Linked DNA regions of Homo sapiens: region 2 is linked to region 1. A link is a loop called in an ENCODE intact Hi-C map of the cell type or tissue named here. Cell type or tissue: ascending aorta. All regions are shown on one strand. Each heading gives the region's core, and the rest is flanking DNA. Links, peaks and the distances in the headings are about the cores only.

Region 1 (5,378 bases), core at 272-5,271:
CATGTGCCTGTAGTCCCAGCTACTTGGGAGGCTGAGGCAGGAGAAACACTTGAACCTGGGAAGTGGAGGTTGCAGTGAGCTGAGACTGCGCCACTGCACTCCAGCCTGGAGACAGAGCAAGAGTCTGTCTAAAAAAAGAAGAAGAAGAAGAAGAAGAGTCTTGCTCCTCTCCATATGAATATGGGCCATCTTCCTTGACACTTGAATGCAGCAGAAGTAATGTGCTCGAGCTTCTGAGCTAAGTCATGAGGCCTTGCTGCTTCTTCCTTGGACTCTTAGAATCCTTGCTTTTGGGACACTTTCCCTAGGAAGCCCATTACCATGCTGTGAGAAGTCCAAGCCACATGGACAGCCACACGCAGGCTTTCCAGTCAACAGCTCCATCTCCCAGCCAACGGCATCATCTGCCATGTAAGTGAGCCATTTCAGGTGTCAGCTCATTCAAGCCTTCAGATGACTCTACGACCAGCTGCCATTTGACTGAAAATACGTACGAGATCCTAAGTAAGAATCACCCAGCTGAGCCCAACCAGCCAACAAAATCATAAGTGATAATACTGTCTGTTTTAAGTCACTAAGTCTGGGAGTGGTGTGTTATACCAGTAGACAAGACAACTTCTCAGGTATGAGTCCTGGACCAGAGATCCAGATAATGGGTGTTACCAGCTTTGAGACATCAAAGGAATGCATCAGGGTACCATGGGCTAAAGAGGGTTGACAGGGGCCTCTCACAATAGATATTCAGTAAATATTTGTTGAATGAACAAGCAAATGAATGAATGAAAGTGGGGATGGCAAGAACAGATTTCTCATCCTTCCTAGCCTCAGGAAGGCCTGGCTCTCTTCAGCTACCAGCACACTGTTGTTTCCAAAGCTGTGTCCCCAGCCAGCCCTGGCCATGATGGAGGGGTGTGTCTGGGGACCTTCCTTAGCCTCTCACCCTGGGAAACTAAAAGGGCTTCCTTCTCAGGGTTCAGGCAGCTTCCCTTCTCATCCTGCTCTTCCTCTAATCCATAGCTCTCCAATACTTTTTAGTTCACAAGAGTTTTCCTTTCCAAGACAACCACATGTTTCTACCCTATTATAATGGCCACTTCTAGAAGCCAGCCCCAAAGAGGCTGACTGTCTCCATTTTTTTAATCTCTAGCAGCTCTCCACACCCCTACAATGACTCCAGGAACCCCATAATAATGGTCATGAGAGTACAAGTCTGTTTTCTACTGTGCCAGGATCCACAAAAAGGAAGCTCAGAGCAGGAAAAGCTTTTGCTCTTCTCTGAGTCTTGAAGTCTGGATTTATTCCTTCCTCAATCACTTATTGTAAAACTTTAAGCAAATACTTAGATTTACAGCCTTATTGTCCCCCACATCACAAGGTTATTATGAGGAGTAAGTGGGAGGGTGTTTATGTAACCTAGCACAGATCTGGGACCCGTGAGACATTCTGTAAATATCCATTTGACCATTAATTTTTTTCCACCATTGCAGGAGATAAGGTTGCAACATTCCTACCCAAGGAGCTCTGACTTTGGAGTTTCTCTCTAGTTTATAAGTACCACACCAAACAGTCTCCTAAAAGAGTACTAAAACGGTGTCTTTTCTTACATTCTAAGACATCATTAGTAAGGGAATGATTTAAACGGGGTTTCCACTCTCCTTGTTGTCTCTCCTTGTCTCTCTCTTCTTTTAGGAAAACTGTGCCCCAGCTAAATCAGAGAACACAGAGGGGATTCTTCCCTGTCACCCTAAAGTCTTCCCCTCTGAGTTTTTCTGGCCTCTCTCCCCTGAGAAGTAGGCAGCTATCTTTCATGCCTCTATCCCTTGGGGTTCCTCAAAAGAACTGAGCATCAGCCTGGTAGAAGGGAGAGAATACTGGAAAAAGATGCAGGAGTTTTGGTGTCCAGTTCCAGCTCTTTAACTCACTTTTTAAATAACCAAAGTTGTCTGAATATGTGATGAGCAGGTAGTAAGATATCTGCCACTGGAGGTTTTCAAGCACGATTGAGAAAACTACGTGGCCAGGACACTGTGAAAAGGACTCAAGCATTGGATGAATTATTATTATTATTATTATTATTTTTTTTTTTTGAGATGGAGTCTCGCTCTTGTTGCCCAAATCTGGAGTGCAATGGCGCCATCTTGGCTCACTGCAACTTCTGCCTCCCAGGTTCAAGCGATTTTCCTACCTCAGCCTCCCAAGTAGCTGGGATTACAAGCACCTACCATCATGACTGGCCAATGTTTGTATTTTTAATAGAGAAGGGGTTTCACCATGTTGACCAGGCTGGTCTCGAACTCCTAATCTCAGGTAATCTGCCTGCCTCGGCCTCCCAAAATGCTGGGATTATAAGCATGAGCCATCATGCTCAGCCGAGCATTGGATGAATTATTGAATGACATGACTTCCTCCCAAGAATTTTAAGTGTCTTTCTAACTCTTGAGATTAAATGAATTTATATTGTGACTGAAATTAATTAAAACTGAGCACTAGTTTCCTCATCTGTAAGACAAGAGGGTTGAACTAAATGTTAGCTAAGGCCTCTTACATCACCATCACCCACCACCTCCTCCACAACAATTCAGCTTACCCAGGTTGGCCTACCCTGCTTGACTCTATTCTACTCTAACCAGGTTGCTCCCCTGGGTCAGGGAAAACATTTCCCCAGATAGGACCAAGGCAAGAACGCAGGGGTACTGGGGGCATGTGGTCACCGAGAAGCCAGCCAGTTTGTATTGCCCGTGTCCTGTGAAATCAAAGACTTAGATCTATGACAAAGAACTACATACTGAGAAGGTTAAGAGGTACTCAATGAAGACATAAAAAGTCGACAGTCAGGAAGGAGCTGGGGACTTCAGCAGCAACTCAGAGTCCACTGCCAGGTCAGGACCACCTGTGCCGGCTGCTGCCTAATCTGATATATATACAACAGCACGGTCTACATTCATTGTCAGCCATCCTCACACAAACGTCATCCACAGGAGAGGGTCTTGGCCAGAGCAGAAATCAACAAGACTATGACTTGGAAATTCTAGGGGGAGGGGAGGCCTCTAGCCTCAGGAATTTTGTCACCCAGGTCAGGGTCTGTATAATAGCCTTCTTAAGAGACAAAAAGGGCACTCACAGAGATTTGGACCAGGGCTGGCCTCCATCCAGCTTTCTACATTATCTTGAGCTCACTTGGTGAGATAACATAGCTAGCAGCTTCTGCATTCCTTCCTGGAATGCCTGTGATGTTTGGAGCCCTGCCACATGGCTCAGGCATTAATCATCAACCAGTGGATAAATGTTGACTGAGCATACTCTGTTAGGTCCCTGGTGTGCCTAAGAAGAGGGGTACCCTTTCCCTTTGGAAGGTTGCAGAAGATATATACCCATTAAAAGACTATTTAAAATCTTGACTAGTTAGTGATAACTTCCTTAAGAGTATAGGTGCTAATGAATTTCAGAAGAGAATGATATCCCTTTGGGGTGGAATGGTTCAGGGAGACATCTTGAGAAATACAATATGGGCATTAAGGGGTCAGTGGGATTGTAAATGTCCTAGGGGAAGAGGTGTCAAGACTGGGAGGTCACTAAGGACCTGAATGAGCAAGCTGTGCTGGGGACAGAACTAAGACCTGCTGGCTGAAGAGGGTCCTGAGCAAGGGGGAAAAAGAGACAGAAACTTAACTAATAACTATTTATGCATGTTTACACTTTTCACCCCAAGCAGAGAGCTGGCTCCTGAAGGTCAGCTTTGTACCAGGAAGTACTCCTTTCTTGCACAGAATTTTGAAATTGCTAGTTATCTTTTTTTTCCCTTGCATTGTTCATCTTAATTCCATTGTTAAGATGTCTTAATTACCACAAATAATATCAGATATCTTTCTCAGACATCTCTTTCTTGGAGCCTTCCACTCCTGCTCTATTCTGACCCACTGAGTTCTGGGTGTGTTGCCTGAGGTTTGCTTTCTTGACTCTCCTAGGTTGGATATGCAACAATGCAATACACACTTTTCTCCAGGCAAGCTCCGTTGGACAACTTCCCCAGAAAAGAGGCTTGGCCAAAGCCAAAATCAGCCAGATTGTGACAAGGAAATTCCAGGAGAGGGCAGGAGGCTAACCTGGGGGATTTTATTGCCCAGGGAAGGATGATATGACACTAAGTGGTGAAATGGCACGGCTTCTCTCTCTGTTGGTTTATCCCTGATTTGGGTGGAGCCTGTCCTGGAATGGCCTTCTCAGAAAAGAAATGCTCACTTCCAGCATTACCTCTCACAAGCAGGCTTTGTCTGCTGCATGCTGCATATACCCTTATATGCATATACCCTTATAATGTTATACGCCTTTTTTCCATATGTTTCTAGATCAGTGGCTGTCTATCTCTACATTGGGCACTCAATAATAAAAGAAGGTATCTGATTGTGTGTCCTCACAGCCCCCAGGCTGAGAATTTCTGCCCAAGGCTCAGTGGTGATCTTTCCTCAGGAGACCTTCAGTTCAGTGAATAAATGAATGACATAATAAACTTTATCCTATGTACCAATAAATAGATACACCTGCTATGGACCCATAAAAATTAGAAATTAAAAATCTAAGAAATACATATTGTTTATTAAAACAAAAAATAAAAATAAATAAACTTTGTCCTGAGAGCACTGGAGAGCCATGATGGAAAGTTAAAGTACTTTAGACCTGGGCATGACACAAGCAAATTTTCAGTTTATAAAGATTACAGTGGCAGTCAAGTGGAGAATGGATTAGTTTGGAAGAGTGCTAGAGGGCAGGAGACAATTGGGAAAATATTGTGGGTCACCCAAGGAGACGTTAAGAAACCTAATGGAGGCACTGCCCCCTTTCGGTACTTAGCATATTCATTCATTCATTCAACAAATATTTATCAAGTCCCTAACATGGGTCGGGCAATATTGTAAGCATTAGGAATTATTACTGAGAACAAGAGGGGTATGTACCAGATTGTTTTGTTATTTAACTGTTCCAATTAACTTATACCTTGGCCAAATTAGAGTTTTCCTTTACAGTTTGCTCAATAAACAGGAATTGAATTGAATGGAAACAATACAACAATTCTGATAAAACCCAGAGCTTGAAAGATAGATGATTAAACCTTGGATGGAAGAGATGAGATGTTACAAGGACAACATGAAAAATTCCCATATCTGGGTTTCTAAATTACCCACAAGTGCCAGCATACCATGACTGGGGGAAACACTGTAACTTGGTCTGTGTGTTCTCTTTTGACAGTTCTCAGGCGCATACCCAGTCTGGCTGAGGCCTGAGTCAGTGGAATCTTCTGGTTCCCCACACTTTCAGACCATCACTCTGCACTCCCTGCTGAAGCTCCCATATGCATTTGGGTGGAGATTGAAACTAACACT
Region 2 (5,378 bases), core at 216-5,215, 130 kb after region 1:
AGGCTTTGAGGCCCAGCCAGGCCCACATGTCTTTGAACATACGTCTCTTGAGTACTGACTATGTGCTGAACGCTGTTCCCTGTCCTCAATAAGCTTATGTTCTAGGAGAGATCTGGAGGTTTCGCTTCTCCATAATGCATACCATCAAAGAACTATAACTTGTGAATATTTTCTGTGATTTCAAATACAAGTAGTTGTTGGTAGCCAAAGGAATGATTGTTAGTAGCCAAAGTCTCGTGGGATTCTCACCCAGGGCTCTGTATGTCAGACATACTTAGACATATGAGGCAATCCAACCAGCGTCATGTTTGGTCCTGCACCCTCCTGCCTCAGTCTGTGGCATCCCTGACCTTGGAGGGGAGATGGACTCATCTGAAAGATTGTGAGCTGAGATTTGAAAGTCTTGGCTTCTCCCTCATAAAGTATGAATGCATTAAGGATAGGGACCCTATCAAGCATATCTTTGCCTAACACCACAAATCCTCAGCAGATTTTTGTTCAAGAGCTGCTTCCAGATTGGCTTCTAGCTGCCAGTGTGACCTTGGGCAGAACCTTCAATGTCTGTGGGGCTGTGTTTTCTTATCTGGCAAATGGGAATTATGCTGTTGCCTCGGGAATGTTGGAAGGTCAAAGACAGTAAGAAGTACAAAAGCTGCAGAGAATCAGTGCTGCCTGCACAAGCATGTACAGGAGAGTCCCCTGTCTTATCTGGAGTCAGGGTTCTGGGGATCCGCCTCTCGTGCGTGTTATCCCATCTCCAAGCCTGGGACTCCTGGGACAATCAGAAGGTGAGCTACCTGGGTGCACCCTGCTTTGGGAAAAGGCTGAGTCCAACCACCTGGCTCACTTTTTGGGTGGGACCCCTAGCTTTTTAGAAGCCAGAACAAACTTTTGGCTTTGCTGGAACTCAGACCAGGAGTCACTCTGGGAAATGCTGAAGCCACAGTAATCCCATGCCCTGTCCCCACTGGGAAGCAGGGGACAGAAAATAGTCCTGAGGGAGAAAAAAAAAAATAGATGTGATGCTTTCTTTAGTGTCCTTGAGGTTCTAAAATCACAAGTAATGCAAGCTTATAATTTGTTTGTTATTCAATCCATGAGTGTTTAACAAGCTTCTATTCTGTGCCAGGCACTATTCTAGGACTCGTATCTAGGATTGAGCAAAAAAGCCCTGCCCTCATGGACTGTGTATTCTACTCGTGGATGATCATTGCGATGGAGAAAAGTAAAGCGGAAAATGGAACGGGGAGTGAGGAGGAGCAGGAGGGGCTTGCAGTTTTAAGTAGCGTAGTCAGGGAAGCTGGCATGGAGGGGAGGGAGGGGTGGGTAGTGGAGATATCCGGATAGGAACATCTGGGCAGAAGGACCAGCCTGTGCCAGGGCTGGGCTGGAAGAAGAGTCCGGGCCCAGCCAGGAGGCCAGGGTGCTGGAGCAGAGGATGAGGGAGGGAGAGCTGCGGAGATGAGTCAGAGGGATGATGAGGACTGTGTCGTCAGGAGGTGCGAGTCCTGAGCCCTGGAGTGGCCCCACATGAGGAAGAAAGAATGTGAGGAGAAGTGAGCCTAGAGACCAGTGAGGCAGGAGGGAACCAGGCTGCTCCTGGAGCCCAGGAGGGGAGTCGAGGGAGTGGGATGGGGAGACTGCCTTGCGGGCCACTGCCAGGCCAGGTAAGAGGGGCTGAGAATGGCTGACTGAGCAGGGGGCCGTGACGGGGAAGTTTCCACTGAGCGGTGAAGGCAGAAGCCTGCCTGTGGCCAGCTCAAGGAACAGAAGGAGATGGCCTGGAGACTAGGAGAATAGTACAACTGTTTTGAGGAGTTTAGCTGTAAAGGGGAGAGACATGTGGTGGTATTTGGGGGAAATAAGGTCAAAATAGGAGCATTGACCTGTGTGTTCAATCCAGGGGCAAGTCAGGGGTTGCTGGAGCCCTGGCCTATCCCCAGCCCCCAGCGGTTCATCCACAATGACAGGAGGGAGTGGCAGGTGTGGGGCCGCGCATCTAAAATGGCTCCTGCAGCACAGCTGTGGTTTCTCTCCAGCGGCTTGCGGCCACGAAGGTGCAGAGGCAGAGTTACAAAGATGACTTTAACCAGGGTGGAGGTTTCTCCAGGGAATACAGTGGAGGAGAGAGGGGTGAGGGAGGCACAGGAGTGATGATGGTGAGTCACCTGGATGCTGAGCCAGGCCAGGACGGGAGTGGGTACCTGAGGTGGTTGTGGAGGCTGACAGGTGGTAGGGTCAGTGGATTGGAGGCCACCCAAAGAATTGTAATCCTGGTAGCAAAGAGACTGAGCTAGAAAGATGGTGGGGGTGTGGCGTGTGTCCAGGAGTGGGGTGTTTGAAATCAGAGGTGGAGGAATGCAGTCATGGGTCAGGAGAGGGCTGGGTGTGAGCATGGGAGTGTGTGGGGGAGAGGGAGAGGCCAGGAGGAGAGCGGGTCGTGAAACTCAGATCCATCTTCATGGATCTTGAAATCACCAAGAAAGGACAAAAGGATGTGGGAAAGGGTGGCTGTGATACAGGAGAAAAGTCCTTGAGGAATGTGGGAGCAAGGTGGTGGCTGGGTGGCCTGGCGGTCTACAGCTGACCGCATGGAGGGTCTTGTCTGGTGGTGCATTAACTTATTTGCATAATCCTTTTTTTAATATACAAACTATGCTTATTGCACAGCTAATAGTACCATGATCTGAAGTGGAAGGAGGAGGAGGATTAGGATAGATTGGAAAATTGTAAGGGAAATTAACCTCTTTAGATTGTCTAGGGCAGGAACTAAGTGAACCAACTTTTGCAGTCCCCTGGAAGCCCCTAGAGCTGACTTCCCCAGGAGCAGGGCCTGTGGATGGGCATATGGGCTGGCTGGGTACCCCCTGTTGTGGGCTGCCTGCCTTTTCAGCTGTGTGGCATCCAGGCCTGCAGCAGGGCATCCTCCAAAGGTTCCTCCAGCTGAAATTTGCTCTACCTGGAGGAGCCAAGGAAGCCTCAAAGCTTCACCCCAGAGGTATGCGTGGCTGATGGTAGAATTTCTGTGCCCAGAGCAGCCAGCGGGGACATAGTTTTGAAAGGAGGTGCCCTCCCAGCGCTTTCAGTCTGGGCTCTGTGCTTCTGGCACCAGCTCCAGGGATCAGTGGGGCCTGACTCACGCTTGGATGCCCCCATCTGTGTGGCGGGCAAGGCAAGGCTGTGGAGGGGCTTTCAGACTGACGTCTGCTGTGAAGTGTGGTGTGGAGAACACCTGTGTGGTGTGACATTTGGATGCATTCTCTAAACTTTCTTCATGCTCTGGAATTCCCTCGAAGAATGCAGACACCTGGCAGGATGCTGGGGCCTGCAGGCCTGCCTGCTGCTGCCGGAAAGGGAGGATGTTTCAATCCTGCCCCTACCGCGCCCCTGCCTCCCCGATCCCCACAGTCACACACACACCTGGGGTACCGACTCTGGAAGAGGGACGGCTGTGGCCCACTCTCAGGAAGGCCAGGGTTAGCTGTGTCTACATAAGATACTTTTTAAAAAAATTCTCTATTAACACAGCTTTATGGGAAATATTTCTGCTAAAGCACTTTGGCTTGTTTTTTTTTTTAATCTGATGACTAGTTTAAATGGAAGCCAAAAAGAAAAAAAAAAACAGCAAACACTCAGGGAATGTTCCTGTCTGCCTGTGTGGTATTTTGATGTTTCTGGGGAGGAAATTTGTTAAGAAGCTTGGAAACCTTGAGAAGACCTGAGGGAGTGGAGAGGAATGTTGCTCTTCAGCTGGTGAGGTCATTTTTTAGGATCTGAGAAGTGACAGTTGACACTCAGGGAGAAAATATCTCATGATGTTTGTACACTTGTGTTCCTCTCGTCCTTCCCAGTAACAACTAGAAAGAAATGAAGGATGGATGGATGGATGGATGGATGGATGGCTGGCTGGCTGGATGGATGGATAGACAGACAGATAGATAATACATAGATAATAGATAGATAAGATAGATAGATAGATCAGTTTTCCTGTCTCTTAGATGAATAACCAAGACAATGTGTGTTTTAAGTTTGCCAACATTTTCTGGATGCCATGTTTAACATCATACCTCTCCCCATGCTTGACACCACGCCCCTCCCCATGTTTGACACCACGCCCCTCCCCATGCTTGACACCACACCCCTCCCCATGCTTGACACCACGCCCCTCCCCATGCTTGACACCACGCCCCTCCCCCGTATTTTACATCGTACCCCTCCCCCATGTTTCAGGAGCACCTGCTGTCCAATAGATTGGAAGTCCCCACAGTCACTCTATCCTTGGGAGGAGGAGGGATTTTAGCCCTATTCTAAAGGAGGGAAACTGAGGCACAGAAATGGAGCATGGCCAAACCCCACTGCTGGGTGGTGGCTGAGCTGGGCTCTGGAGCCCCATCCCCACCCCACCTACTTCTGGTTTCCTGCTCCGTACAGGCCATGACTGATTGGGTGTTGGGTGGTTAATATAGATTTCTTTCCTATAGAAAGAAAATTAGGTCTCCAAATCTCATTGACCACTAATCTTTTGGGGAAGAGATTAGGATGTTGTAAGTGGGGAAAATTTTGGCACATGTGATGTTCGTGGATGATCTAGTGGATCACCAGAAAGCTTGGAAGCAGTATGCAACTCTGAGCGAGCATGAACTCACTTAGGGAGCTGTGAGAAATACTGATGTACAGGCCCCACTGCTAGAGATGCAGGCAAAGGTGAGGGGCCTGGGCCTGAACTATTCATAAGCCTGTGCATGACTCTGATTGCCACAGTGGGAGCAGGGCTGTCTCCTTTCTCCCCCTCCATGGCCTGCTGCCCCGATCCAGTCTCTTGGAAAGATAACATGTAGGAACCCTATGAAGATACATTTAATGACAGCATAGTTTCCAGTAAATTCTTGTTAAGGGGTCAAATTAAGAGCCAGTGAGAGTGAAGATCACTTCCTATAGCCCTATTTTGATGCTTTCCGGCACTTGGAAACCCTGGGTTTCATCTAAAATGCAGTGATCTTTACAAAGGGGTGCAGCAGTGGCAATGAATAGGATAGGGTGAGAGTGTTCAGATCGGCTCAATGGCTTTTCCTAACAAGTTTCTCCTCTTTCTCTTTACGTCTCTCCTTTCATTCTGCCTTCCCTGTTCACTGTTCCCTCGCCCTTTTTCTAAAATCCCATCTCTTCATTTCCTTCTGCCCTTAAATTCATTTTTCCTGATGTCTTTGCTCACAGGAGGAAGTACTCAATGGTGGACCACCCATGAAAGGCTTAACAGAAGAAGTGAGTTTATAGGAGGACTGCGGGGTGGTTCAGCATGGGGGATTTATTATATATTTTCCCCTTATTTAAAAAATGTATTCTAAATTATACAAGTACTTTATGCATACATTCCCATA

Evidence for each region. Hi-C counts contacts between places; a loop is a spot of excess contacts. Peaks named below come from ENCODE experiments on the same cell type or tissue, not always from the same donor. Only the 100,000 strongest peaks of a DNase experiment are listed, where the experiment ranks them.
Region 2: it touches region 1 in a loop (2.3-fold over the local background); 5 of 110 quality-filtered maps call a loop at or near these places.

Annotation. Positions count from the first base shown.
Region 1 is chr18:48,485,517-48,490,894 of GRCh38, forward strand. No RefSeq gene overlaps it. Among named protein-coding and RNA genes, the nearest start is that of CTIF, 51 kb to the right of the region's middle. In ascending aorta, for the core only: no CTCF peak of the experiment used is centred there; a DNase peak (open chromatin) is centred at 3,215; H3K27ac peaks cover 1,336 bases.
Region 2 is chr18:48,619,975-48,625,352 of GRCh38, forward strand. All of the region lies in intron 2 of CTIF (cap binding complex dependent translation initiation factor), which reads left to right. Among named protein-coding and RNA genes, the nearest start is that of MIR4743, 48 kb to the right of the region's middle. RefSeq lists an enhancer at 3,198-3,377. In ascending aorta, for the core only: no CTCF peak of the experiment used is centred there; a DNase peak (open chromatin) is centred at 3,113; H3K27ac peaks cover 3,619 bases.